3 separate regions of the Homo sapiens genome follow, and regions 1 and 3 are each linked to region 2. A link is a loop called in an ENCODE intact Hi-C map of the cell type or tissue named here. Cell type or tissue: OCI-LY7. All regions are shown on one strand. Each heading gives the region's core, and the rest is flanking DNA. Links, peaks and the distances in the headings are about the cores only. Region 1 overlaps LINC00278 (long intergenic non-protein coding RNA 278). Region 2 holds the start of ZFY (zinc finger protein Y-linked). Region 3 overlaps LINC00278 (long intergenic non-protein coding RNA 278).

Region 1 (10,290 bases), core at 3,629-6,128, 110 kb after region 2:
CCTTGGGATTTGCCTCTTTACACTCCCTGTTTGACCTCTACAATCTCATAATGCTGCACAAAGCCCTCTTCTGAAGCTGAGATACCAGAGCAAGCCTTCATGAACAGCCTGCGGAACCATGAGCCAAAAAACCCCCACACCTATTTTCTTAACAAACTACCCAGTCTAGAGTATTCTTTTATGACAGTATTAAGTGGATGAAGACAGATGTGTAGAGTACAGCTTACTTTGTTTAATCCTTAACACAACCCCTTAATGCACTCAATTTTTATATGAATAAACTGAAAGTCAAAGAGTTTACAAAACTTGCCCAAGATGTGCTGCTAAATGAGGACCAGCTGGTCTATAGGACTGACAGCATGTTTGAAAATATAAAAATATGAGTCTTTGTACAACTTGCAGGGAAATAGGTAATAAATGAATAAAGTTTATCAGTTTTAATATTTCTTTTTCTTTTCTTTTTTTTTTTTTTTGAGATGGAGTCTTGCTCTGTCACCCAGGCTGGAGTGCAGTGGCACAATCTCAGCTCATTGAAACATCCACCTCCCAGGTTCAGGTGATTCTTTTTCCTTCAGCCTCCTGAGTAGCTCAGATTATGGATGTCTGCCCCCATGCGTGGCTAATTTTTTTTGTATTTTTAGTAGATATGGTGTTTTACATGTTGGCCAGGCTGGTTTTTGAACTCCTGACTTCAAGTGATCCATCTGCCTCAGACTCTGAAAGTGCTGGGATTATAGGTGTGACCCACCCCAACTGTCTAGTATTAGTTTCTAGCACCCGTTTTTTTTAACTTCAGCACCTCCAAAGTCACATTTCTGCTAGCTTTGGGTACAAAATGGTTCTCACTCTTGGTTATATATTGAAATCTCCAGGACAGCATAAGATACACAGACACTGGGGCCTACTTCAGAATGCAGGGTGAGAGGAGAGTGACGGTAAAAAACTGTCTATTGGTTCCTACACTGATTACCTAAATGATGAAAAAATCTGTACACCAAAACACTGAAACACCCAATTTACCTATTTAACAAACCTATACTTGGACCCATAAAGCTAAAATAAAAGTGAAAAAAATGGCAAGCAACAGGCATATGAAAAGGTGCTCAACATGATTGATCACCAGAGAAATACAAATCAAAACTACAGTAAGATATCATCTCGCCCTGGTTAAAATATATCCAAAAGACAGGCAATAACAAACACTGGCAAGGATGTGTAGAAAAGAGAATCCTTGTACACTGTTGGTGGGAATGTAAGTTAGTGCATCCACTATGGAGAACACTTTGGAGGTTTCTCAGAAACCTAAAAATAGAGCACCATATACTACAGCAATCCTACTGCTGGGTATATACCCAAAGAATGGAAATCAGTATATTGAAGAGTATCTGCATCCCTGCATCCGTATGTTTTTCACAGCACTATTACAATGGCCAAGATTTGGAAGCAACCTAAGAGTTCATCAGCAAATGAATGAATAAAGAAAAGCTGGTACATATACACAGTGGAATATTATTCAGCTATTAAAGAGAATGAGATCCAGTCATTTGCACTAAAGTCAATGGAACTGGAGATCATTCTGTTAAGTGAAATAAGCCAGGCACAGAAAGGCAAAATTTATATGTTCTTATTCATTTGTGGGAGCTAACAATCAAAACAATTCAACTCATGGAGGGAGTAAAATGATGGTTACCAGAGGCTGGGAGGGGTAGTAGAGAGCTTGTGTGGTGGGGAGTTGTGGATGATTAATTGATTAAAAAATTTAGAAAGAATGAATAAGACCTAGAGCTTGCTAACACAAGGTGACTATAGTCAAAAATAATTTAATCATACATTTTGCAACAACCAAGAGTGTAATTGAATTGTTCTTAACAAATGGATAAATGCTTTAAGTAATGAATACTCCATTTATCCTGATTTGATAATTATGCTTTGCATGCCTGCATCAAACCGTCTCATGTACTCCATAAATATATATATCTACTATGCACCCACAAAAATTAAAGGTAAAGTTCTTTTAAAAGAAGCATTTTTATTCCTACTTCATCACAAGGCAGCTTTACACTAAATTATGTTATTTAATAAATAAATAAATACGTATTTATTATGCAATTTATATTAACTTTTATGGTGACAGAGCAGGAGCATTGCCATCATGGACAAACCTCTCATTCTAAAGTTCATCTTAATAAAAAACCATCTAAATCCAAAGGGCATCAGCCTTATAGCTAAGGTCAACATGACCATAAACCACAAATAACATCTCCAACCAGAAACATTCCAAACTCCTCCCCATCCAGAGACATGTTAGCCCCTACGTAAGCCTCCTCCATCCAGGAAGATGCCAGCCTCGAGTTAAACCCCTCTGGGCTGGTAAGATGTCTGCCCCAAGAAAACCTCCCCTCCTCCCAGAGAGATTCCAACCCCACCATAAACTTCTCCACACACATAAACATTCCAAGCTTCTAAGCTCCCCCACCCTAAAACCAATATATACCCTTAGTGTGTAACAGAAAGGGCTGCTGATTGAAATTGGCCAGGGGCACCTCTCAGGTTTTAACTAAAGAAAACCTGTCTTTGGGTCTTGCTCTGTTGCCCAGGCTGGAGTGCAGTGCACGATCACAATTCACTGCAGCCTTAACCTCCTGGGCTAAAGTGACCCTCCTGCCTCAGCCTCCCAAGTAGCTGGGACTACAGTCATGGGGCACCACCATGACTGGCTAATTTTTCTTTTTTAGCAATTTTTTGCAGAGATAGAATCTCATTATTTTGCCCAGGATGGTCTCACACTCCTGGCTTCAAGTGATCCTCCCACCTCTGCCTCCTAAATCCCAGTTTGTGCTGGGATTACAAACATGAGCTTGTAATCAGACAATACTTGTGCTGAGACAATATAGGACCAGAAGGCCTGCACCTGATCTTCTGATCTTATATTCTCTTAGCACAGCTATTGTTTGATTTCTGTGTTACAGGTAACTAACATGTTGATGTTGCCCGTTGCTGTTAGTTCAGCCCCTCTAGGAAGCAGATACTGTGATGGAATTAGGAGTACAAGAAATTTATTGGGGGCTAATGGCTGTGACAGAAGAAGGTAGAGGAAACAGGACTGGGCAACAAAATTCTTCACACCTCCATGCAGATTAGACACTTGTGAAAGGAAAGAAAGAGAAGCAGAACTGGGCAACAGGAGCTTCAGACCATGCTGTGGATCTGCATAAGTCTCTGCCAATGCAACAAGGAGCTCTGGAACAAAGACTACTCATTAGAGGAGTCTCATGCTGGGCAGACAGGGCCACACCCGAGCACTCCCAGCTTGTACGATATTGGCCTGGGGGCTACCCAGGAAGAGATGGGCCTCAGATCAAAAATATGGCATATCTAGAAGATGCTGCAGCTAGAGGCTGTCGGCCAACTATACTCCTTGCAGCTCAACAGTGAATTTCTCTCTTAAAGGGAGATCTTCGCAGCACACCTCTGCAGCTGTCATGTGATCCAAATCTCTTATTCCATGCTAGCTTTCACTATAGAATAGTGGCCAGAGAGTTTGATACCTGCTTTCTGAGCCTCCCTGACAACTGGAATGACTATGTGACACAGTTCTGGCTAGTGGGGATTCTGAGAAGCTAACTGGATAAAAAGACAAAGTCTTATGCGAAGAAAGCACACACTCACACACACACCAGTTATTTGTTTTCTAAATTTGAATGTAGTCTTGATACCTGGAGGGGCAGCCATCTTGCAGGCAAGAGGCGATAAGCAAAAGTGCTGAAGGATATAGTTCCTTGATAACATTAATGAGACTGCTCTCTTCTTGGTAAATAAATAATATGTTATTAACAAAAAAAAAAAAAAAAGAAAGAAAAGAAAACCTGTCTTTGACTGCCAAGCTGTGTTTCGTGTTTCTTTCCTCTTTCTTCAAATTTTACATATGGTTATTCTATTAATTATTTGGTTTTGGAAAAAACATTCTAATCACCTTTTTTTTTCTCCTCATGATGGGTGGTTTTTGGAAGTAAAAATTAAAATATGGTCTAATACTAAATGAAAGATAGAACCAAAGTGAAAACTCAGAAACAAGAAGAAGAAGATGCTAGAGAAAATGAAAATTGTAGCACACTATTTCTATTCAAGAATAAGTGGATACTATTGGAGTGATTTTTTTTTTTTTGAGGTGGAGTGTTACTCCATCACCCAGGCTGGAGTGCAGGGGACGATATGGGCTCATTACAACTTCTGCCTCCTGGGTTCAAGTGATTCTTCTGCCCTAGCTTCCTGAATAACTGGGATTACAGGTGGTGCCACCATGCCCAGCTAATTTTTGTATTTTTAGAAGAGACAAGGTTTCACCATGTTGGCCAGGCTAGTCTTGAACTCCTGACCTCAAGCGATCCTCCCATCTTGGTCACTTAAAGTGCTGTGATGACAGGTGTGAGCCACTGCTCCTGGCCTATAAGGGTGATTTTTAAAGTAACTATTGCTATGAAATTCTGTTGTAAGGCAATGTTGCATCATCTCCAATCAACGTTAATAATACAGAATTTCTAAAATACCTGTAAGTATTATCCAAAGCAAATGAACTGGAACATTATAGTCTTGAAATCACAGGTGTCATTGCTATTTCGAGGTTGGTCTTGATGCTGAGATTTCAGAGACTCAAAGAATTGGCCCATCAGCAGTCATATGGCTGACATCTCTGTTACCTTTCTTCTGTTCAGTGGCATTTCTAACCATGGACTATAAGCTAGATTAGAGTTAGATTTCTTGTTTTTGTTGTTGTTGTTGTTGTTGGGCTGGCTGCACCTGCAAGTTAAGTTTCACTTATCCTTTTAGTTTTGGTTGGTTCCACTATCCATTCAAATTTGCCTTATTTGGTGTTCATACTGAGCACACAGTGGTCTGTTGACTCTCAGCAACTGCTCTTCAGTATGTTTAAAGTGTCCATCCCTTCAAACAAAACTGTCTCCTACCCCTTCCATCATTCTGGAATATGTTTTAGAATTCTCTCATTATTCTGATTATGTTGTTTTTGCCTGCATTGGAGCTGTAAATTTGTCATTATCGTCATTGACTGAATTGTATACAACTATTTATATTGTTTTAAAATTTGGAGTTTTTGGCAGGGAGGAAAGGAATGGTAGACCCATATCATAGTATTTACCAGTAGTAATCAGATAAAATCCTGAGGTGGTACCACAGAGTTGTTCACATTTTTGTATTAATTTAGGATGTGTGCATGTAAATAAAGCATCCTAACCTGCTGCTTTTCCATCCTAGCTGTATGTAAATTAGTCTGGGGAGCGTTAGATTTGTATTTGTATGTATAGTTGGTCTTCTTTAGTCTCAGGTTCTGCATCTGATTCGACTAGCTGTGGATTGAATATATTTAAAAACTCTCACAACTATAGAAAATAATACAAATTTTAAAACCAATACAGTATAACAATTATGATATCATATTTATACTGTATTAGATATTGTACATAGTCTAGAGATGATTTAAATATGCATGTAAAGTGCATAGGTTACATGGGAATACTATAGCATTTTATATCAGGGACTTGAGTATGTACAATTTTTAGTTTTGCAGAAGGCTGATTCTGCAGTCTTCCTAGTGGTGATGTAAAGATTAGAGGAACGTTTGCAAAGGGCACAAAGTATGTTCTCTGAAGGAACTGAATCTCGGTCAGCACTCACACTCAGGATGGACTTTGCCCAGTGCACATGGGCTACGACAAGAATGCACTTGACTTTTTTGGCACTGCATACATTTCAGTGCTCACAGTTAAGAGACTCAGTGCGGGTGGTAATGGCCATCCAGGTACTTGAGGATCCAGAAATTTTTGCCAGAACGGTGGGCCCATGAGAGCAAGAAGAACTGGAATTTGTGTGCTTATGGCAATATTCTCTGCTTGATCTCACATACTGGGAAGTAAAATTTATAGAGACAGAAAGTGGAGTAGAGATTACCATGGTTTGAGAGTAAGGATGGAGGAATTATTTCTTAATGCATAAAAAGCTTTAGTTTGGTATGTGAAACTTTTAAAAATAGTTGGTTACATTACACTGTTAATATATTTAATGCCAATGAATTGTAACATTTCAAAATTAGCCTAGACCACATAGTGAGATCCTGTCTCAAAAAAAAAATTAGTTGGATGTGATGATGCATAGCTGTGTTCCTTGCTACTTGACAGGCTGAGGTGGGAGGATCATTTGTGTCCAGGACTTTGAGGTTGCAGTCAGTGATGACTGAACCACTGCACTCCAGCCTGAGGAACAGAATGAAGACCCTGTCTCTAGAAAAAAAAATGGAAGTTGTATATTTTGTTATGCATATTTTGCCACAATTAAAAATAATTAGAAGTGCTTTTTTTTGTTCTTGTGTACTTTTTTTGGTTGTCAGACCTTTGAATTTGAGATGGCTATGTGTTTACATGCTGATATAAGAAGTGATACAGAGAGACAATCTACACTTTATCCAGTTTTCTTCAATGGTAACTTCTTGCAGAAGTACAGTATCATGTCAAAACCAGCATACAGACATTGATACAAAGTATGAACCAGTTCTATCACCACAGATATCCTTTATGTTGCCTTTTTAAGGTTACATCCACTGTCATTCCAATTGCAACTTCCTAACTCCTAGTAGCCACTATCTAGTTCATCATTTTTATAGTTATTTCATTTTTAGAATTTTGTATGATGGGAATCTACATAGTATGCATATAATTGACTTTATTCACTTAGTATAATTCCCTGAAGATTCATTCATGTTGTGTGATTTACTAACTTGCTCCTTTTTATTGCTAATTAGTATTCCATTGTTTACATGTACCTGTTGTTTAGCTACTCACTTTGATAGATATTTAGGTTGTTTAAATTGTTCTGCTATTATTAATAAAGGTGCTGTGAGCATTCTTGAACAAATATTTTTTGTGTTAAAATATGTTCTCATTTCTATGGCATAAATGCACCAAAATACATATGACTGCTGGGTAGTATGGTAGTTATATGCTTAGTTTGACAAGAAATTGCCAAAGTATATTATACTTTAGTGTGGCTCTACCATTATTCATTCCCCCTGGCAATGATTAATACTTATTTCCTCTGCATTGTCAGCAACATTTGGTCTTGTTACTATTTTTTATTTTAGTTATTGTTGTAATAATGTTATTATGGCTGTAATTTGCATTTCTTTCTTGGTTAATGAGGCTGAATATTGTTACATTTCTTTTTTTTGTGTTTTTTTGTTTTAGCTTTTTCTATTTCATTTTTTTGTAACATCTTTTCACATTTTTTGCCATTTATATATGCCTTTGATTAAATATGTTTTTAATGGCTTTTTCCAATTTTTGAATTGGATTTAGTTTTAAAACTGTTGAGTTTTGGCAGTTCTTTATATACTTTGGTTAATAGTTGTATATTAGGCTTGCGAAGCTATACTCCTAGTCTGTATCTTATCTCTTCATCTTCTTAATAAGGTCTTTTGCAGAGACAAAGTTTTTGATTTTGCTATGTTTCACTTTATTGATTTTTTTTTCCTTTATGGCTCATGCTTTGGTCTCAAATAAAAATATCCCTGTATATCTGTAAATTTGCAAGAATATCTTCTATCTTCTTTTTCTACAGGTTTTATGATTTTGTAGTCCACATTTGAGTCCATGATTTAAGATTTTTTTAATGTGAGGTGTGATATTTAGGTAGAGATTTTCTTTTCCTTTTACTTGTGATATCTATGCTCATTTGCTCCAGTACCTTTCTCCATTGAATTGCTTTTGTCAGAAATCAGTTTGGCCCACTTGTGCGAAACTACTTCTGGTGTATAATTTGTTTTTAAGAGAAGGGGAAGTTTCTCATAACTGCCTGAATCAGGAGTCAGACCCTGTAGTCAGTGAGGAACAAGCTGTGCACTGCAGGGAAAGCCCCTTACTCTCTTTGTCCTCAAATTTCTTTTAGTTAAAATGAGGCAAATATAGTCTCTCAAAAATATCTTCCGTTTATGTCCCTGAACTGTAAGAAGAAGTTCCTTGGCATTTTGTTTGGGCTGGCCAGAGTTGGGGTTGGGGCTTTCTTATGGGACTAATGATGGGTCTGGCCCCCAGATATTTTGACGGGAGTTGTTTCTCACACTCCTGATCTGAGGAGTTAAGAAAACAATTCTTGTGACTCAATATTGTGCTAAATGACAGAGTTCCTGCACCAGTTCCCATTATTTTATGAGTGGCTTCTTCTATCCTGAGGATGTTTTGAGTCCAGCCTAGTAACACTTGGACTGCCCCAAACATTCATTTGACACACCCATGTGTAGGGCAGAAGACATCACATTCCATGTCTTCTTGATGCCACGTAGCTGGGAAACCATTAAGGTCACAGAAATGGGCAGAAATTGTTATAAAGTGAGCACTTTCACCACAGTCCCTCTTGTGATGGTGGTAGCTGAGATGATGGCCAAGTTCCTGGGCAGTAAGCTCCTGGCAGAGTCAAGAAGGACTGTCCTGGGCCAGTGCTCACTCAGGCCCCCTTTTTCCTGCCCTGCTCAGACAGCAGTCTCCCTTCTGCCCACACATCGGTCTCTCTCCGTGCTATTCCCTGCAGCCTCTTTTGACAAAGCAGATCTGCTGATGACAAGCCCTGCCTCACATTCCCGGTGGTGGCTTATCAGGGTGGCTCACACATTTTTCAGGAGGCTTCGTTTTGCCAAACCCATTCTCACCCCACCTGGATGGGGCTAGGGCAGGTCCCAGTCCATCTGGGACTGGCCCATCATGGCTCAAGCATCCTCCACTCCTTCCATCCCCAGGGAGGAGGTTTGACGGGGACTTCTTCTCCTGTTGTACCTTCAACCCACTCTGCTGAAACCAACCCATCTGCATGAGCTGCACTTATTTACCTGGTGGCTCTTCCCCTGTACTAGCAACCTTGGGAACAGGGTCCCTGAAACTGGAGCTTCCAGACTGGTAGCATTTTGCCTATTTATGAGGCAGCATCTTGGATATACATATATGCACATTTTTTCCAGGGAGGAGATGGATAGCTTGTTTCAGATTCCCAAAGAGATTCAAGACCTAAAAAGAACTGCTGCCCATGGCACCTATTCTCTGCATCCTTTCCTGGTGCATAATTAATATGCACAGGTCAGATAGTACTTGTCATTTCTGCCCATGATTTTGTCCATAGTTTCAGTTGGTGACATGTGCAGCAATGCACCTATACATCTTCTCATGCCCCAAAGAAAATGAGTTAACTGACTGTGAAAGTTGTTTATTTTTTGTTGTTTTTTTCAGGGGTGATACTTAATGCAAAATAAGGTAGGTGATAAAATACTTTTGCTCTTATCTTAGAAGATGAGTGGGGTACTTTCTACATCTGGGCTCCAATAGAAAAGGAGGAACTTAATTTTGCAGTATTTGAAAACCTCAAGTTGAGATTACAGAACTCAAAAGATTGTGTTGCTTTTCTGCTTCCCTTCTTCCCTCCCTCCCTCCCTTCCTTCCTTCTCTCTTTCTTTTCTCTTTCTTTCTTGCTTTCTTTTCTTTCCTTTTCTCTATTTCTTACTCTCTCTCTCTTTCTGTCTGTCTCTGTTTCTCTTTGTCTTTCTCTCTTTCTCTTTCTTCCTTCCTTCCTTCCTTCCTTCCTTCCTTCCTTCCTTCCTTTCTTTCCTTCTTTCTTTCTTTCTTTTCCTTCTTTCCTTCTTTCTTTCTTTTTGGTAGGAGAGGGGAATGCGATCTCTCTTTGTCACCCATGCTGGCATGCAGTGGCCAGATCATAGCTCACTCCAGCCTGGACTCAAACAATCCTCTCACTTCAGCCTCTCAAAGTACTTGAGGCGCAAGTGCATGCCAGCTAATTATTTTGTAGAGACAGGAGTCACTCTGTTGCCCAGGCTGGTCTCAAACTTCTTGGGACCAGCAATTCTGCCTCAGCCTCCCAAAGTGCAGGAATTGCAGGTGTGAGCCATTATATATGTCCTTTTTATTCTTTCACATTTTTAATTTTAATTTTAAGTTCCAGGGTGCATGTGCAGGATGTGCAGATTTGTTACATAGGTAAATGTGTACCACAGTGATTTGCTGCACCTATCAACCCATAACCTAGTGGTATTAGGCCCAGAATGCATTAACTATTTTTCCTAATGCTCTTCCTCTCCCCAACTCAACCCCTGACAAGCCCCAGTGTGTGTTGTTCCCCTCCCTGTGTCCACGTGTTCTCATTGTTCAGCTCCTACTTATAAGTGAAAACATGTGGTGTTTGGTTTTCTGTTCCTGTGTTAGTTTGCTGTGGATAACAGCTTCC
Region 2 (10,290 bases), core at 4,141-6,640:
ATCCACCTGCCTTGGCCTCCCAAAGACTTGGGATTACAGGCGTGAGCCACCATGCCTGCTCTTTTTCTACTTCTTCAATGCCAGTCAATTTTTTTTTTTTTTTTTTTTGGGCCAGGTCTCATTCTGCTGCCCAAGCTGCAATGCAGTGGCATCATCTTGGCAATTCTGCCTCAGCCTCCCAAGAGGCTGGGATTACAGGCACACATCATTGCACCCAGCTAATTTTTGTATTTTTAGTAGAAGTTGGGGTTTCACCATGTTGGCCAGGCTGGTCTTGAACTTCTGAGCTCAGGTGCTCCACCCACCTTGGCCTCCGAAAGTGCTGGGATTATAGGCATAAGCCACCATGCGCAACTAATTTTAGTATTTTTAGTAGAGATGTAGTTTAGCCATGTTGGCCAGGCTGATCTCAAACTCTAGACCTTAGGTGATCCACCGTCTCGGCTTCTCAAAGTGCTGGGATTACAGGTGTGAGCAAACACACCCAGCCCCAAATCTTGTCCAAGATCAGACTCTTCTTTGTTGTCAATGTCTGCCATGTAAGAACTCCGAATATCTGAAATGCAATCCCTCATTTCTGTTACAGTTCTTTCGGTGGATGAAAATGGCATATTTGTGCATTCTCTGGACATGCTATAACAAGGACACTCCTTGTAACTATTGTTACATATTAACTCAAAAATTCTTTCTCAAAGTGTGGTCTGAGGGTCCTCAGACCCTTACAGGGGAATTTCGAAACTATTTCCAGGCCGGCCGCAGTGGCTCATGCCTGTAATCCCCGCACTTTGGGAGGCTGAGGCGGGTGGATCACGAGCTCAGGAAATCAAGACTATCCTGGCTAACACGGTGAAACCCCATCTCTACTAAAAATACACACACAAAAAATTAGCAGGGCGTGGTGGCAGGCACCTGTAGTTCCAGCTACTCGGGAGGCTGAGGCAGGAGAATGGCATGAACCCGGGAGATGGAGCTTGCAGTGAGCCAACATCGCGCCACGGCACTCCAGCCTGGGTGACAGAGTGAGACCCTGTCTAAAAACAAAAGCAAAAAAAAAGCAAAAACAACAACAACAAAAAACTATTTCCATATAACCATAAATACTGCCTCTTGCATTCTTATTTTTCCACAGGTGTACAGTGGAGTTTTCTGGAGGCTACATGACATGTGATAAGAAAACAGACTGAAAAAGGGAATACATCTATAAAGAGAAAATTGCTATCACTGTTTTTGGTTGGGAAAAACATTTGTATGAGATAAACATGTTATTCTTTTCATAATCAGACATTCTTCTCACAAGTGTTGGTTCTCTACCATTCCTCAAAGGTGATAATTTTTTGAAATATGTTATTGTGGATTCATGATTTTGGATATATCCAATGGGTTTAAGTGCATTGCAATAAAATGGTATTTTGATACTCATCATTAGCCAGTACAAGCCTCTTCAAACTGGATCACAACGTTTTTTGACACACCCTAGTAATGATGTATTTTGCATGTGAGAAATAAGATGCATTTTGAGCGACCAGAGGGTAGAGTATTTTGGGCTGAAATGTGTCCTTCCCCAGATTATAACTCCAAGTACCTCCAACTGTGCCTGCATTTGCAGAGAGGTAATTAAGGTAAAATGAGGTCATATGGGTGAACTCTAATCCAATATGACTAGTGTCCTTACAAGAGAGTCAGACATAGACACAGAGCGAAGATCAGGTGAAGATAGTGATAAGGCTGCCATCACTAAAAGCCAAGTAGAAAGGCCTTGGAATAAATCAAACTTGTCAATACTTTGATCTTGGACTTGGGGCTCTGAAATTGTGAGAAAATGAATTTTCTTTTGGTTAAACCACTCAGTGTGGTATTTTCTTATGGCCTCCATAGCAGCCTAATACACTTAGTTCTATAAAACTTTTTGAGAAGTTTTAGATACGATGTCTTTAAATTTTGGTTCCATAAAGCTTTTTGAGACATTTTAGATAACATGCTTTTACATTTTGGTGTATGAATTAATTCTATACTATTGAAGTGTCTCTGTTTTCTCAAAAACTAGTATAATCTTTTTTTGTAAATTCCTTCTTAGTGATGGGAAGTAAAATTCTTTTTTTTATTTTTCTGCTTCATCTTCTTTTGGAAAAAGATATAAAGACCTTGTACTGTGTCTTGCTTATGCAATTGTAGCTACTTTACGCAATTGTAGCTACTTTATTAAAACCTCGATCTTTGTGAGCTGGTTAGTTACTTTCAAAGCTGAGACACATTAGCAACTGTGAACAACAGGTACATTTTATCAGTAATAAAAGTTTATTTGCTTTGCAGCCAGTTATTTTGTATTCACAATATACTTTTGAAATATTATCTCATCATTGTCCCTATATAAATTTTCCCTCTGTTGTGTTTCTTTGAGAAGGTAAAAAGATGTAAATATAGTTGACTTCATCTGTAGTCATTTATAATCTTTCTTGGACTGTAATAAAGACTTTTCTTATATGACAACTAAAATTAGACCATCCTTTCCTTGTCTCTCACCAAAAGTTAACATTATGAATGAAAAGTAATGTCAAAAGCTGTTTAGTTTATCTGAACTACCTCTGATCTTTCAGATTAGGAAACATCTTTTTTCCTTTATATTCCTTAGCTGTTCTTTCTGAAGTGCTTTATATATTGGTAATTTTTTATAATAATACTAGGATTTTTGATAAGCATGTAAGTATTAACAATAATGTTTACTTTGTTTTTTGTGTTCTGACCATGTTGCTTACAGTTGACATGAGACCCCATTCTTGACATACCATAAGGACATTAAATGAAGGCCTTTGGAAAATATTTGATTTACAGCTGTAATCCCAGTGCTTTGGGAGGCCATGGCTGTTACACTGAACTAGAGAGTTCAAGGCTGAGTGAGCTACGAAGGTGCCACTGCACTCCAGCCTGCGTGGCAGAGCCAGGTACCATCTCTAAAAACTTGAACGTTATCAGTATTTTGAAATTATGTTAATTACATATGAAATTAGGCTAGTTTTTTTTACTGAAAAACATAATGTAAAAATACTTTTCTTTCCTCAAAATACATTGTCTTAACTTGATGAAAATTTCTCAAACAAGATTTTATTTATTTAAATACAAGATCTTGCTCTGTCATAAAGGCTGGAGTGTGGTATCACAATCATAGCCCAAACAAATGGGCTTAAGCCTCCCATAGCTGGGACTACAGGCGTGTTCCACCACACCCAGCACTTTTCAATTTTTTTGTACAGATGGATCGCCCTATTTTCCAGGCTTGTCTCCAACTATCAGTTGAGCACAAGCTGATTTTATCTCAGCCTTCCAAAGTGTTTTGGAATTACAGGGGTGAGCCGCCTCTCATTTATCATTTTTGAAACAAAAGGTAACGACTTGAGAAAACAAGGTCAAACCAATGGTTTGAAAAGAGAATTGCTATCCAGCACTTAACTCATTATATCAACTATGTACCACTGGTTTTCCTTTCGTAAAGCATTTTATGATTTTTAGGTTTCTCAGTTAAGGACAAGATGATTTCTGAGTTTTAAAAATAGGTATGCTAGAAAACTGAAATACCTGGCCTCTACATTTAGAGATTACCGGCTCTGGCCCACAGGCTGCAGTGCAGTGGCTTGATCACAGCTGTCCGCCTGTATCTGCTGGCCTCAAGCGATACTCCAGCCTTGTCCTCCCAAAGCGCTCAGAGGTGAGCGACCGCGATAGGCATGTTTAACTTTTTAGTAGCAACTTTTAAACACAGTTTGGGTACCTAGTTTAATGGGAAATTAGAGTGCATTAAAACGTAAAGTAATGAAAACGCACAATACACGTTTTTGGAGTTCATCAGTACTATCTGTTTAATCAAATGCATTTTCCTCTCAGTCTCTAAAGCCTTTTTAAACTTTAAGAGGATAAATAATTTTGTAAGAAGACAATCCCAAAACCAATTGTTAGTTTACATTTATTAAAGGGTGTGCATAATTCATTGTTCATGAGACAATTACACAAAACTGACATTTCAAGGATGCCAAAAGATGAAACACTGCCATAAAGAACACACACTAGACATTACAAATCTTGGTCAAAATACCTACGTTAACGCAAAAAAAAAAATCAATTGGCTCAGTAATTGATTAGGATAATCCTCCCCTCCTCTTGCCTGTACACTGTGGCAAGTCCATTTACTTTCTTTTTTTTTTTTTTTAAAGCCAACAAAGGAGACAGTGGGGAATGCTATATGTCTGTATCTGCTTTCCTCCTCAACCCTAGGAATAAAGTAAACACGTTTACTGAGGGCGGGGGTCTAAGGGCCTGCAACAATGAGATCTGTCGCCTTGGCTAGGACTGGCGCCGAGAGGCGATAGGTCTCGGGAGAGCCTGGCGCAGGGTGTGGGAGATTAGGAATCCCAGGTCCACCGGAGATGGCAGGGGGTGGCCTGGCCCGGTGCGGGGCCGCTTGCCTGCACGCAACCAACTAAGGCGGTGGTGCGCAAGTAGTGGTGACGGCGGGCGCGCGGAGAAAAGGAACGTTGTGACGGAAACTCCAGCTGCCGGAGACCCCACCGCAGTGAGGTCACTGGACTCCCCGGACTCGGGGCGTGACCGGCGCCGACCCGGGGCGCCGAGAGGCCCACCGGGCGGAGGGGGCCCAACTACCATCCCGCATTTTCCTGGGTCTCTCTCCCGGGCGGTGACGTGACGTGCTGACGGCGGGCCCGTGCCGGGGAGCTGGGCCGCTTTTTGTCAGCTCCGAACTCGGCCCCTCCTCCCTCCCTCCGCCCGCCCTACCAGCCGGAGCCCGGCCCAGTGCTCCAGAGAAAGGCCGTCCTGCAGCACCCGCCGCTGTCGCCGACCGCCCGCACATCCGTCGGGTGAGTCCCGCGTGCCCCCGCGGCCGCGGGGCCTAGTGCGCGCGCAGTAACCTGTTTGTGGCCTGGTCGGCGTCCCGTAGGGCGCCCTCCCGCGCTAGGCCGGCCGGCGTGGCGCTCGGCGCCGAACAGGCCCCGAGGAGGCCGCAGTTAGGCCTAGTGATTATCCAGTTGCCCTGAGCGGCTGCGGAGGTGCGCTCCATAAGCGGGCAGGGTGGGAAAAGTTCGCCCGTTTGTCCGGAAGGCAGTTGATGGACCTGGGGTCGACACCACTGCGGACGCAGGGCACGGCACGGGGGCGAGAAGGCGAAGGCTGCAGGCGTGAGGTGAAGGCCGGAGGCCTGCTGGGCCTATTTTCGCTATGTAAATGTCCGCGAAGGGGAGGAGGGACGGGGGGGCAAGATGGCGGCTGCTAGGCGCCTGCTGCTGGGGAGTATTGAGAGTGTTGTCGGGAGGCGGAGCCGCCATCTTGAAGGCGGTATCTGGAAAAAAAATTCGGTTATGATCCTTGAGGCGGGGATGGGGAAAAGGACGGCGGCGGCGGCGGCAGCGCAGCCTCCGGCGCGACGGCGTGTCTGCGCAACAGGGCGTGCTCGTTCCCTTGGCGGCCCTTGCCTTTGTCGCCATATGCGCGCGTACGTTCCAGACGCCTGCGGCAGCGCCACCTTTCGGCCTTCCCCTCACAGCCCATCCTTGGCTGGGTGCAGTGTCGGCTACGCTTTAGGTGACATGCCGCAGGCGTCCGTTCGGGCGCCGGGGTCATTTCGCCCCTCAGCGCTCCCGGCTCTGTGCCCTTCCGAGAGTCTACAGCCACCCGTTTCAGCAGGTGGCAATTCGGGCATCTAGGCTCACGAGAGCACATAAATTCCAGAAAATTTTATTTTCCCCTAATTAAAGTCATTATGTGGCTGTTCGGGGACCTTCGATGCGCTTATTTTTCAACCATCATTGCCTCTTCGAGGATCTGCAAAATAGAACTGGAATTTATTATGAAAAAGTTATTAGGCACTCGTCCAATAGACAGTACAGTACAAATTATACAGCACGAGGGCAGAGGAATAAAATTTCCCCAAGGCGACTTTTCCCATTTATGTGGAAACACTTTTTTGATGAGCTGTATTTAAACGAGCGAGCTTTTTTTTAGTCCGTGTACTTTTTTTGAGTAAGAGATGGAAAATAGGCAGAAGAGGTATTTTTCTTTTTGAAAGACAATTCATGCATTACTTGTAGGTTCATATACCCATGATGACATTGAGATTTTATTTGAAATTTCTTATACAGTTTCATCTTCAAAATACTTTTGTTAGCATTTTGTACAACTTTGCTGGAAAATTGGAGCACAGTAATGTGAGCGTTGGACAGTGCTAGGTGCTAAGAAAGATTTAAAAGGCTCTTAATGCAGAACGTGACTGCAAAAAGTTTGCTGCGGGCATTTCACAGGAAGGCGAGGTTTCAGTTTGCAAAATTGGGAATCCTGAAGTAGATGGGGTTTAGCTAGGGTGAGGAATGGGAGTAGGAGAGGTCATTACAAGAATGAAATGTCTGTAGAAGATGCAAATATTTACGGTTTTGCTGGAGTGGATAATATAGATAGGAAAGGGATTCAAATTTAGGCTGTAAAAAGTAGATTTTGAAATACATTGGTGGCACACCTCAGTTTATGCTGAGCTCTGGCTGCAGCTGTTACAAAAGTTTAAAGGTTGAGAAGGATTGAGAGCTAGTATAAATTGATAAGTGTTTTCGTTACTGGATGGATGATCAAGAAGGTAGCTGTTTTTTGGCCAGGTGCGGTGACTCACGCCTGTAATCCCACCACTTTGGGAGGCCGAAGTGCGCGGATCACCCGAGGTCAGGAGTTCGAATCCAGCTCGAGACCAGCTGGAGACCGACATAGCGAAACCCCGTCTCTACTAAAAATACAAAAAAACTAGCAAGGCATGACGGCGCGCGCCTGTAATCCCAGGTACTTTGAAGGCGGAGGTTGCAGTGAGTCGATATCGTACCACTGCACTCCAGCCTGGGGAACAAGAGTGAGAGTCTGTCTCAAAAAAAAAAAAAAAAAAAAAAGAATGTGGCTATTTTTTGAATTAGTCTCTACTAGACTGCTGCTTCGTTTTTGCATCGAAAGTTTACCAAATAATCTTTTGCTCCTATTTAAAATTGTAAGCAAAATTGTATTTACTGTGGTTGAAAATTACAAAAGTACAGGAAATCAGTTTGAGAGGTATGTTTAGAAAAGCAGTTTTCAGAAATGCAGTAGCCTTCAGGTGGCTTTATGAAACTTTGCCCTTCTTCTTGGTGAAGGTAAGCAAGCTTTAAAATTCGCTGTTCACTTTATATGTGAGGGTCCTAGATGCAGTAGTTTCAGAGAACATGTATAGCAGCACTTGCTTCCTAGACTTTTACTAAATAAAACGCAGGTTTTGAGTCTTCCCAGACTGCAGCAGATCACAACGCTGATGATTCAAAGAAGTCTGAAGGGAACTAGAGATTGCTGTTTTACAAAAGTGTCTGGCAGTATATTGCAGGAGGTAGTCAAAGCAACATTTTTTTTTTTTTTTTGAGGCAGAGTCTCGCTCTGTCGCCCAGGCTGGAGTGCAGTGGCGCGATCTCGGCTCACTGCAAGCTCCGCCTCCCGGGTTCACGCCTTTCTCCTGCCTCAGCCTTCCAAGTAGCTGGGACTACAGGCGCCCGCCACCACGCCGGGCTAATTTTTTTTTTTTTTTTTTTTTTTTTTTTTTTTTTTTAGTAGAAACGGGATTTCACGGTGTTAGCCAGGATGGTCTCCATCTCCTAACCTCGTGATGTACCCGCCTCGGCCTACCAAAGTGCTGGGATTACAGGCGTGAGCCACCGCGCCCGGCCGTCAAAACAAATTTTTAATGCAATCTAGTTGTCGACTTGCTAAGGGGTCAGCATAAACTGTAGAGGTAGTTGCCTTATATCTTGACAGCTGAAGAGCTGTAAAGAAGATAGAACTGTATCTTGTACAGTACAGCAGCTGTAGATGTTCCAGTACATCAGCAGTGGATGTGCAAAAAGAACATAGGCAAGTGTATAGTTTTAAAGGATTTATAAGGAAATTGTTAAGTATAAAATATTTTTTTGCCTGATAGGATAGACCTTGATGATCTGCTAGCCAATTTCTTTTTTTTGAGACGGAGTCTTGTTCTGTCACCTGACTGGTGTGCATTGTTGCTGTCAGCTCACTGCCACCTCCGCCTCCTGGGTTCAAGCGATTCTCCTGCCTCAGCCTTCCAAGTAGCTGGGACTACAGGTGTGTGCCACCATACCCAGGTAATTTTTCTAGTTTTCGTAGAAATGGGGTTTCGCCATGTTGGTCAGGCTGGTCTCGACCTCCTGACCTCAGATGATCCATCCACCTTGGCCTCCTAAAGTGCTGGGATTACAGGCGTGAACCACGGTGCCCGACCTCTGGTAGCCAATTATCTTGGATGAATGAGTTGTTAGTTTTTAATTTATGTGTATTTATATTCAAATAGATGCCCCTTAACTTTCTTTCAAAAAGCATACAGTGCTTATATATATATATATATATATATATATATATATATATATAAATAAATAACTCTGTTTACATTTGTATTGTCACTAATTGATATCCTTTGAATTGTTGCATTTATGCATTCTGGCAATTGCAAACCTTTTTAGATTCTTAAATTCTTCAACCCCTGCATATTACTTCATTACTTAATTGAGAAAGATAGATGACTATATGATACATATGTTTGATCTCATTCATTTCATGCTTTTTCTTTATTTCTTCCTACACTTTCTTTTGCCGATGGAAGAAGTGCTGCTTTCAACGTCCATTTTCTCTGCTTACCCTTTTCCCTGCTCTCTGCCTGCCCCTTCCTATAAATATTCATAGGTATGCTCGTTTTACAAAAACCTTATCTGTTTTCTCTTTAGTTTCACTAGTCCTTCTATTTCTATTCTTCCCGCTTCTAAATCTGGTATTACTCAACGTGTGAAACGGTTCCACAGCAGGTAATTGGTGTGTCACATGAAAGTGTACTGCATTTCAGAAACTCTCTGTGCTTTCTTTGTCTGCTCTGGTCGTTTTCCTAACCTAAATGTGGAATTTAACTTGAGATTAATTACTTGTTTTCTCCAAACTTCTTCCCTGCATCACTGTCTCTTATTTTCACTCATCAAATTTGTCATCTAGCATTTACAGTTATCTACTGAACATCTCCATCCTGATCTCTTATTAACAGTCCATATTTAATATTGCTGAAACCAAATTTATCTGGCACATAGTAGGTACCCAGTAATGTGCAGTGAACCTCTTTTACTCTACAGTCCCTAAAATAATTCCTGATTTTGCTTTCTTTCTTTTCCAAACACTACTGTTTTACCAGGCTTTCTTTCATCCCGGTCACTTAGAGCAGTGTAGATATCTTTAATTAACATTTAATCTGTTGTATTCTAAATGTAGGTTTATACTTTTTGTTTTCATCCGTAACTTTCGAAGCCCTTAATTATAGTAGATAGTTTTTTATCTTGATTTGCTCCCCTAACAGAATGATTTGGCAGGTAAACATTATTCCAAAAAAAATTATTTGAATAATTTAATGCAGAGATTTATATGGAGTTGAATAGCCCTCCAATTGAAATTAAGGAGCCAAATAGTGTTCTTGAATTGTGTAAGTGTTAAGGCATACAGTGTTCATTTTTTGAAGGCAGCAGATGAAAACAGGATTCTCAGGAACATGTTTCCACCATTGCTTTCACAATCTACCTTGACTGAGAGCCCATTCTTTTTCTTACTAAATTGTTTTAAACGTAGTATTTTCATAAATACGGCTTTCTTATTTAGCTATAAAATGAAATAAAGGAGAGTTACTAGATTATAACCAAATCCTGCTTTATTGAAAGAGGAATTTGAATCTAGGCGAGGCACAAAGGAATCTACGTCAATGGCTTTAAAAAATTAACATAGTTAATATATTAAACATGTAAATTATAAAATCTTCTGTCCTTAGTAAGCAAGTACAAATCTGTTGTATCAGATTGTAACCTGTTGTAACAGATTGTAACAAATGTTACAGTCTTTCATACTTGTTTCATGTCTTTTTCTATTTAAAGAAATGGAATTCTGCAGGTCATTTTTAAGAGTTGCCTTCAGTGCTTCCCAATCCTGCTTCTTTTTCCCCAGACTGGTTTCCTTGTATATGTTTTAACTTTAGAAAGGTATCTTATAGTATGTGTCATTTTGTGTATTTTTTATCACTCAACAGTGAGTTTTTGAGTTTCTTTCATGTTACCTGTGGATCTGATATTTTAGTTAGCAAAAGTTGGTCTAGGAACCCATGGGGATCTTTGACACCTTTTCAGATGTCTGTGAGAGGACAACAATTTTTAAAAAATTACCGAGAAGTTATTTACCTTTTTTACTCTTATT
Region 3 (10,290 bases), core at 5,246-7,745, 86 kb after region 2:
CATTGGTCTATGTATCTGTTTTGGTACCAGTACCATGATGTTTTGCTTACTGTAGCCTTGTAGTATAGTTTGAAGTCAGGTAGTGTGATGCCTCTAGCTTTGTTCTTTTTGGTTAGGATTGTCTTGGCCATGTAGGCTCTTTTTTGGTTCCATATAAAATTTAAAGTAGTTTTTTCTAATTCTGTGAAGAAAGTCAATGGTAGTTTGATGACAGCATTGAATCTATAAATAACTTTGGGCAGTAGGACCATTTTCTGCATCTATTGAGATAATCATGTGTTTTCTGTCATTGGTTCTGTTTATGTGACAGATTACATTTATTGATTTGCATATGTTGAACCAGCCTTGCATCCCAGGGATGAAGCTGACTTGATTGTGGTGCATAAACTTTTTCATGTGCTGCTGAATTTGGTTTGCCAGTATTTTATTGAGAATTTTCACATCAATGTTCATCATTCCTTGGTCATAGATATTGGCCTGAAATTTTCCTTTTTTGTTGTGTCTCTGCCAGATTTTGGCATCAGGATGATGCTGGCCTCATAAATAATTTTTCCATTGTTTGTGTCCTCTCATTTTCTTGAGCAGTGGTTTGTAGTTTTCCCTGAAGAGATTCTTCACATCCCTTATAAGTTGAATTCCCAGGTATTTTATTCCCTTTGCAGCCATTGTGAATGGGAGTTCACTCATGATTTTGTTCTCTGTTTGTCTATTATTGGTGTATAGGATTGGTTGTGATTTTTGCACTTTGGTTTTGTATTCTGAGACTTTGCTGAGGTTGCTTATCAGGTTAAAGAGATTTTGGGCTGAGATGATGGAGTTTCTAAATATACAGTATGTCATCTGCAAACAGACACAATTTGACTTCCTCTTTTCCTAGCTGAGTACACTTTCTTTCTTTCTCTCGCCTGACTGCCCTGGCCAGAACTTCCAATACTATGTTGAAGAGGAGTGGTGAGAGAAGGCCTCCTTGTCTTGTGCCAGTTTTCAAAGGGAATGCTTCCAGTTTTTGCCCATTCATGGCTATGGATATGTGATAAATAGCTCTTATTATTTTGAGATACATTCCATCAATACCTAGTTTTTTGAGAGTTTTTTTTTTTTTAGCATGAAGGAGATTGTGTTTTTCAAAAGGTCAATGAAGTGTTATATTATCCTTGGCAAAAATTTTGTCAATAAGAGGAGAAACAGAGGGAACACATATAGTTGGCAGGGATTTTAAGAACAGAGAAATTCAGTAGATGGAGTAGCTATTATTGAGAGAATAGAGGCCTCACACAAATAAACATATATAGCCTAAATATTAACTTTTTGTTCATTTGTTTTTGAGGTGGAGTTTTACTCCATCGCCCAGGCTGGAGCGCAGTGGTGTGATCTTGTCTCACTGTAGCCTTGCCTCTTGGGCTCAAGCGATTATCCTGCCTCAGCCTCCTGAGTAGCTGGGATGAGTACAGGGATGAGCCATCATGCTCAACTAATTTTTGTATTTTTTACTAGAGGTGGGGTTTTGCCATTTTTGTCAGGCTGATCTTCAACTTTTAATCTCAAGGGATCTACCTGCCTTGGCCTCCCAAAGTGCTGGGTTATAGACATGAGCCACCAAACTGGGCCTAACTATCAATTTTTAAGTTGACTTTTGACTATAGAGCTCTTTTTTTGTCTGTTTTGAGATGAAGTCTTACTCTTGTCACCCAGGCTGGAGGGCAACGGTGCAATCTCGGCTCACTGCAATCTCTGTGTCCCAGGTTCAACCCATTCTCCTGCCTCAGCCTCCCGAGTAGCTAGGATTACAGGTGCCCACCAGCAAACCTGGCTAATTTTCATAGTTTTAGTAGAGACGGTTTTTCACCATGTTGGCCAGGCTGGTCTAAAACTCCTGACCTCAGGTAATCCTCCTGGAACTTTCCAAGTGCTGGGATTACAGGCGTGAGCCACTGCGCCCAGCATTTTTTTTTCTTTTTAAATAGACTTCATGAAAAGTCTTTTTATCAGATTTTCGTTGAGCAAGTACCAAACATTCCTATTTGTTGGCTTTTTGTTTCTCAAGTTTACAGCAAGAAAGATTTTGGAGATGGAGCCAAATTTGTTTGTTACAGGTCTAGGATGATTACTTTTAAAAGGTGCTGGTAGTTGAAATGTTTTAATGAAATATTTTCTTCTTTCTGGGTATATGTTTCCAAATAACTTACAAGAAACGGTGTAAACAAATAACAATAAAAGTTTCCTATTACATTCTAAATATAAAGGAGAATTTTAAATCAAAGATATTAATGAAAAAAATGACTCAAAAGCAACACGAATAAACATACATGAGGCCAAAACCCAAAAGCCCTTTATAGCATCAAAGAGGAAGCAAAAATTTTGCAGCCTTTCCAAGATCTATACCCCTACCACAGACTACTTAAAGGAAACTTTCACTAGCTGCCAATAGTTGAAACCCACAACTATCTGGCAATTTTCTTGCAGGGTTTCAGCTTCTAAGCTGATCATGTACATACAAATGCCCAGCATTTCTGGTGCCATACAGATGGAAGGTTAAAAGAGACAGTAGGTAAAATGAAAAGAAAAGGTGTTCATGTAGATGGCAAGCATAACACACGATACCCCCTCAAAATCAAGAGTTACATAAATAATCCAAAATAAATAGTTCAAATCAGAATAAGTAGTTCTAACAGAAATGTTTTGCTCCTAAGCTAGCAGTATGCACTGGGGAAAGGAATTTTGTGGTTGATCTAAAGAACTTTAACTCTGCCTCAAACCGGATCTTAGCTGAAATGTTGCTTGGCTGCTTGGATATAACATTTGGATATATCTCTGGATATAACATCTCCCAGACATAAGATTTACATCTCCAAGGAACTGCAAAAGGTCAGGGGAAAGGGTGGAGTGCCTTTTATAAATCCTGTAGGGAAGTTAAGCATGCAGTTTGAACATAAAAATGTTCTGGAGGACTTAAATGGGAAGTTTCTAAAAACAAAATAAAACTTATAGCCTATATAGTGACAAGACAAAGAAAAGACCACCTTTAGGCTCCAAAAGGCCTGAAAATGTGGAAAGATAAGTTTATGGGAAGAGTAAATCTGTCCCTCTATCCTCGATGCTTTTGTCTCTGAGCTGACAAGGAACATTAAGAGGCCTATCTTTAGATGGGAAAGGCAGCCAAGAGGACAGTAAGACCTTGTCTTTGTAAATTGCTGTCCTACTATCAGGTAGGCAGAGTGAGTGGAAGAATATCCTCCTACATATTTTTTGAGACGGAGTCTCGCTGTGTCTGTCTCCCAGGCTGGAGTGCAGTGGCGCCATCTCGGCTCACTGCAAGCTTCGCCTCCCGGGTTCACGCCATTCTCCTGCCTCAGCCTCCCGAGTAGCTGGGATCACAGGTGCCCCCAACCACGCCCTAAAAAATTAGCCATTTTTTGTGTTTTTAGGAGATCTTCCTACTTTTTAACCTCCTCCAGCTCTGCACTCTTTAGGATTTTGATAAAGCTCCGATGAGTGGAGGAACACCAGGGTTCTTGCCTTGCTTAGAATTAGGTAAGACAACACGGACACATGTGGACAGATTTTAAGGAGTAGGGAGTTTAACAGGGAAGAAAGAAGGGGGAAGAAAAAAAGAAGCAGCTCCCTTGTAGAGAGAGAGAGGTAGGAGGATCCAAAGCTGAGAGAGGAAACCCCGCTTTCAGGTAATGTTAGCCAGCTAAATTAGATGGCTGGAGGAGGCGGTGTCTGATTCGCACAAGGCTCAGGGTATTGGTTTGACCAGGCATGTCTTTCACGTAGCCCGAGAGAAAACTGGCCACCCTAGCCTTTTAAATATGCAAATGCAGAGTGCCCTCGTGTTCCAAACACCTGGAGATATGTGGGGGTGGCTATGCTGCCAGGCACGTGTTGGGGAAAGAGCAAGAGGACAAAGGTGGGAATCGCCATGTTGAGTGAACCCAGTTTCTAACGCTGGCATTTGCATATTAAAGGTTGACAGCCTAGGTCTAAGACCCAGGGTTTTCATGCTAGACAAGAGCTGCGAAAAATCTTCCAAGGACCCCGTTTTTTCCTCTCTGCCTAAAATAATTTCTTAATAACTCTTACCACAATTTTAGACGGAACATTTTTGTTTTCTTCACAGGCATCTTCCTAAATTAAGGGTAATGTAAATTTGAACTCAGCCCTGCTCAGTTGTTGTCATTAATTTTTTCACTTAGGCTTGGTATAGATATACAGATTTTCTCATTAATTTGGTTTGTTGGAAGGCAGATTTTTTTTTTTTACCACAGGCCATCATTTTGTAGAAAATGTTGCTCCTAACTATAAGGAGCACTGGTTCCAGGTGTTAGGTTCAGTCCTTTCCCATTGCAAAAAATCAAGGCCAACTCTCTCATTTATTTTTTTTTCTGGTTTTAAAACAAACTTTTTCCAATCACGCATGCAAATAAATTACTTTGAGCATTTCAAAAGACCTTCATTTAGGCTGTAGCTGCTTATGACCATCCCAGGTTACGTGGGCTTATTTTTCCAGATATTATTGATGACACCCCGTTTTTGTTGTACATAAAACCAGCTGCTTTTATAAAAGAAGATTGCCCATCAAAAGAATACACAGATCTGGCCGAGTGCAGTGGCTCATGCCTGTATCCCAGCACTTTGGGAGGCCAAGGAGGGCGGATCACAAGGTGAGGAGATTGAGACCATCCTGGCTAACACAGTGAAACCCCATCTCAACTAAAGATACAAAAAAAAAAAAAAAATTAGCCGGGTGTGGTGGCGGGCGCCTGTAGTCCCAGCTACTGGGGAGGCTGAGGCACGAGAATGGCGTGAACCCAGGAGGCGGAGCTTGCAGTAATTGGAGATCGCGCCACTGCACTCCAGCCTGGGTGACAGAGCGAGACTCCGTCTCAAAAAAAAAAAAAAAAAAAAAAAAAAAAAAAAGAATGCACAGAGCTTGATTTCCCATAATTTAGGAACCTTTTGAAAGTGACCTAGGGCAGAAATGTGTTTGGGGTTGAACTGTGCTGCTTATGCAAGTCACTCAGCCAAGGTGTTACCCAAGAGTCATTAATTTGTCTTATACATCTTGGAATTTCTCATCCCCTTGCAGTGGCTGAGTTGCTAAGTTGCCAGGTGACCAATCCTAATATACACCTTCTGGCTATGCTGAAACTCTCTGAAAGTCCTTTTTTTGCAAGGTCTCTGAGACTGCTACATATCATGGACAGCTGTCCAAACACCTCTGTAATACGTCTAGTCACTTAGAGCACCCAGTTGGATTTGGAGGGAGCAAGTGTCTCTTAACTCTGGAGTGAGAGAACTCATCTTCATGTACCTTTTGATTTGAAACTATCAGTAATTGGTTACAGATGAAAATGCAAGTCCACATTACAAACAGTAGGTCGCAGCTGCAATTTTAAATACACACAATGTAATTCTGGGCCAAAAGAAGTGAAACCATTGGTGGTACACTGCCAATAGCCTGACACAGATTTCTTCCTGAAGACAATGGCAGAGAAGGCAGTTCTCTGTAGAGTTGTTTTCCTGCTGTGACCTGCGCTTCTGTTCTTGAGGCAGAGAAGGCTGTTTTGATTTCTGTTTTTGTTTTTTTCTCCTGAAACTTGAAACTCCTACCCATGGCCAGAGATAGGCTAGATGAATTCTGCAAAGGGAGAGTTGGAAAGAACAGCTCAAACAGTTTGATCTCAACCAAGGGGTACAGAGATTTGAATTGTGGAGGACTAACCCCTTACATTAGCAGAAGAATGTAAGGTCTTCTGCCTGCCTAGATGTTGGGTCCACAGTGCTGACTCCTGGATGAGTGTTGGATGGTCAGAGGAGTGGACTCTGAACCCTGCTTACTGTACTCTAAATATCAAACTAAAGGAAAAAGCTGAGGGATGAAACATACTTTGAAAATGTCTATTTGATACAAGATGTGGAAAAGTTGCTGGAAAACACAGAACCTAGTAAACTTAGATAGGAGCACCAAAGTTTTGTTAACATGGGTATGTGATAAACAAATTCGTAAAGGCAAAAAGTGGACAGCAAGTGGCCTATAACAAAGTTGTTTGTTATGAATTGTCATTGGATTACAGAAATAGCATTGATTAGCAATTGGCTACATATTGTTAAGCTGTAGTTCGTTGGTTGTAGTGTCCAATATGTGGCATTGGTTGATGGTTTTTTAGCTAACGTGTGGCCATAATACTTGTAGCATCTATACAGCAAGCAGCTTCAAGAGATGACTACTTATCTTAAGGTGGGAAGTGGGATGTGGGTGCTACCTATGGGAGGCTTGCATTCCTTAGATAAAAGTTTATTTTCTTAGTTTGTTGCATAGCTTCTCAGTCTAAGGTGGTCTTCCAGAGTTTGGGACTCCAGTGTTAGACAGCCCCTGCCATGGGTCTTACCCTGTGCTTGTTTCCTCTCCATGAGGCCTTACCATGCTGTTTTTGCCTGTGGGTTTCTCCCTATTAGCGTTCATTGACTCTGTGATTGAGGTGTTCAAATGCTAGGTGCTCTAAGCACTTATGTAGATGTTTCATTGAGAGCCTACAAAGGCTGCATTAGCTGTACAGTATCATATGATGAAACTGACGCCAAGGGAGGTTGACTTAGTAGCCTCATTTCCCATAGCCAATGAGGGACAGCATGTCTTTGACTCCAATGTTGAGCACTGGTCCCTGCCTGTTCTAGATTCTCCATTGGCTTGGTTTTCCAAATTGCTTACACTCTGCTTGACTCTTTCAGAGACACTAATGTGTCATACATTTGGTCTCTTTACATAATCCCATATTTCTTAGAGGTTTCATTAATTTCTTTCTTTCTTTTTTTTCTCTGTTATTCTCTGAATGTCTTATTTCAGAAAAATACACTTCAAGCACTGAGAGTCTTTTCTCATCTTGGCCAGTTCTGCTGTTAATACGTGCAGTTGAATGATGAAATTCTTGTAAAGGTTTTTCAGCCCTATCAGGCTGGTTACGTTTTTTTCTATGCTAAGTATTTTGTCTGTCAGCTCCTGTTATCATTTATTTGTGGTTCTTAGCTTCCTTTAATTGGGTTATGCATAGTCCTGCATCTCAATGATTTTGGTCTCTGTCTCTATTAGGAATTCTGTTCCTGTCATTTTAGTTATCTCCGCCTGGTTCAGATCCCTTGCTGGTTCCCAGCTTCCTCCCCACTTCAGCTCAGCTTCTGTGTTTTCCCTCCATGCACTCTCAGTGCCTCCCTCTGAAGACCTGGTAGGAGTATGCCAGGCATCCTGGTACCAGACCAAACTAAGTGTTGGGCTGCTTATTCTCACAGCCCAATAAAGAGACACAAATGAACTGAGAAAGGAGGGAGTTCATTTCTGTAATTGGGTACAGAGAGGAGGCCTGGAAAATATTGCCAGACCAACTCAAAATTAAGTTTTCCAGAGCTTATATACCTTCTCAGGTATATGTGTTTGTGTAAGTGTGCATTCATCTAAAGATATAAGTGATTAATTTCTTCTAATCTGTAACTAAAGTCCAAACTTTGAAGACCCTTCTCAGGAGCTTCAGTAAATTTATTCAATCTAGATGGATCCGGGTGCTGAGGTGATTACCCTTATCTTGTCTCCCGCTAAATCATGGCGGCTTGGGGAGTTCTTTCAGATCTCCAATAAAACTTGTTTACGGAGGGCTAGGGAGTTTCTTCACACCAACAGTAAAACGTGTTTAATTCTAAACTCGTCCCATTAAGAATTCCTTTGTTATCTTATCATGCTTCAAGGCCTAGGAAAAGCCTGGGCAAAACTCTTAGTGGGCTTTTGTTACATTCTAGGCTTTGGATAAGAGCACTTGCTCTTATTATTTAGCTTAACCACTCAGTGCTGAAACAGTTGTTACAGGGGCCTGTCTGTTCAGCTGTTAGTGACCTACTCTGCAACAATCCTGGTCCCTCAGTGGCAGCTGTTTCACTTGACTGCCTCTGTTTGTCCATCTTGCTTGAATCTTGCAGTAACTTTTGAAATCTAGAATTGTGAGTCTTCTTACTTCCCCCTCCTGTAGTGTTACATGTAATTTCACATCAATTATAAAATCAGATTACCAATTTATTGAAAGTAACTCTTGAAGTCTAGAATTGTGAGTCTGTTAATAATGTTTGGTAATTTTCATACATTTTAAAACTTACAGTACAATGTTAAATAGAAGCTGTGTAAGCAGTATTCTTGTCTTGTTCTTTATCTTTTGGAAATGTATGCAGGCTTTCACTGTTAAGTGTGATGTTACTTGTGGGTTTTTGCAGATGTCTTTTATCAGTTTGAAGAAGTTTACTTCCATTCATATTTTTATCACAAATATTATTGGACTTTATCAGATCTTTTTCTCTCCTATCCTTGAGATAATCATGTGATTTTTGTGTTTTGTTCTATTGATGTGATGTGTAACATTAATATTTTTTGAATGATTAGCCAAACTTGCTTGCCCAAGATAAATCCCTGTTTGTCATGGTGGTTAATATGTATGTTGCTGCATTCAGTTTGCTGATATTTTGTTGAATTTTTTTGTTTTTCATTCCATAGTTAACACACTGTACTGTAGTTTTCTTATCATTTTTTTTTTTTTTTTTTGAGATGGAGTCTCCCTCTGTCACCAGGCTGGAGTGCACTGGCGCGATCTCGACTCACTGCAACCTCTCTGCCTCCTGGGTTCAAGCGATTTTCCTGCCTTAGCCTCCCAAATAACTGGGACTATAGGCATGTGCCACCAAGACCGGCTAATTTGTTGTATTTTTTTTTTAGTAGAGATGGGGTTTCACTGTATTAGCCAGGATGGTCTTGATCTCCTCACCTCGTGATCTGCCCACCTTCGCCTCCCAAAGTGCTGGGATTACAGGCATGAGCCGCTGCGCCCAGCCCCTTTTATATTTTTGTATGGTTTTGACATCAGGGTAAATAAGAGGAATTGGAAAATGTTTCTTTTCTTTTTGCAGAGTTTATGAATAAGTTATTATTATCATCATTATTTACAGAGTGTTGCTCTGTTGCCCATGCTGGAGTGCAGTGGCATGATCTCGGCTCCCGGCAATATTCACCTCCTAGATTCAAGCAATTCTCCTGCCTCAGCCTCCTAAGTAGCTGGGATTAAAGGTGCTCATGACCATGCCTGGCAAATTTTTGTATTTTTAATAGAGATGGGGTTTTACCATGTTGGTAGGCTGGTCTCAAACTGCTGGCCTCAAGTGATCTGCTGCCTAGGCCTCTCAAAGTCTGGGATTACAGGCGTGAGCCGCTGCACTTGGCCAAATTCATATTAGTTCTTCATTGAAGATTCAGTAACATTCATGGATAAAACTTTCTGACCTTAGGATTTTTCTTGTGGGCATTGAATCACTGTCCTCACTTGTTATAGGTCTAGTGAGATTCCTGTTTATTCTTGAATTAGTTTCAGTAGTTTGTTTCTAAGAATTCATCCACTTCATCTAAATAATCTAAACTTTTGATACACCCACAATGTTCATATTATTCGCTTATGTAAGGTTAGTAGTAATTATTTTTCTTTTATTTCAGATTCTAGTAATTTTAGTGTTCTCTTTTTTTTAGTTAAACTAGCTAATGGCTTACCAATTTTGTTCCTCTTTTGAAAGAACCAGCTTTTGGTTTCATTAGGTTTCTTTATTGCTTTTCATTATCTATTTCCTCAATTTCCACTCTAATTTTTATTACTTCCTTTCTTCTGCATGCTTTTAGTTTATTCTGTTCCTTCTCCCCCCACTATCTTATAGTAGTAAATTCAATTGAATTGATTTTTTTCTTCTTTCTTAAAAAGGCAGTTACAAGTGTAAATTTATATCTTTTATCATTACTTTTGCTGCATTGCATGAATCTGTGGTATGTTTTGTGTTTGTTTTAATTTATTTCAAAGTACTTTCTGATTTCTCTTTTGACTTCTTTTTGGAAGTCAATCCTGCAAACTTTTGGATTGTGTTTTAAATTTCTATATATTTGTGAGTTTCCCCCAACTTTTCCCGTTACTGATTTCATTTCATTGTGTTTGGAGAACTCACGTTATGTTATTTCCATTTAACCTTACTTATGATTGCTTTGTGGCCTAGCTGTCATCTATACCAGAGAATGCTTAAGGTATACATGCGAAGGATATATATTTAGTTGTTTTTTAGGATGGCATATGTGTCAATATAGTACAGTTGACTTACAGTGTTGTACCAGTCTTCTGTTTTCTTGTTGGTCCTATCTGTTATTGAAAGAGTGGTTTTGAAGTCTCCCGTTATTATTGTTTAATTGTATAGTTCTGTCTTAAATTTTGCATTTTTACCTTATTT

What was found. A loop is a pair of places that touch in the nucleus more often than their neighbours do. Peaks named below come from ENCODE experiments on the same cell type or tissue, not always from the same donor. Only the 100,000 strongest peaks of a DNase experiment are listed, where the experiment ranks them.
Region 1: it touches region 2 in a loop (4-fold over the local background); 1 of 110 quality-filtered maps calls a loop at or near these places.
Region 3: a loop joins it to region 2, with 3 times the contacts of the local background. A loop is called at or near these places in 1 of 110 quality-filtered maps.

What each region holds. Positions count from the first base shown.
Region 1 is chrY:3,037,359-3,047,648 of GRCh38, forward strand. All of the region lies in intron 1 of LINC00278 (long intergenic non-protein coding RNA 278), which reads left to right. Among named protein-coding and RNA genes, the nearest start is that of LINC00278, 40 kb to the left of the region's middle. In OCI-LY7, for the core only: no CTCF peak of the experiment used is centred there; a DNase peak (open chromatin) is centred at 4,593; H3K27ac peaks cover 2,129 bases.
Region 2 is chrY:2,930,582-2,940,871 of GRCh38, forward strand. ZFY (zinc finger protein Y-linked) reads left to right here and starts at 4,800. Exons shown (of 8, transcript NM_003411.4): 1 at 4,800-5,188. In OCI-LY7, for the core only: no CTCF peak of the experiment used is centred there; DNase peaks (open chromatin) are centred at 4,520, 4,900, 5,290 and 5,410; H3K4me3 peaks cover 2,500 bases; H3K27ac peaks cover 2,500 bases.
Region 3 is chrY:3,015,942-3,026,231 of GRCh38, forward strand. The region is part of intron 1 of LINC00278 (long intergenic non-protein coding RNA 278); the gene reads left to right. Among named protein-coding and RNA genes, the nearest start is that of LINC00278, 18 kb to the left of the region's middle. In OCI-LY7, for the core only: no CTCF peak of the experiment used is centred there; no DNase peak of the experiment used is centred there; H3K27ac peaks cover 707 bases.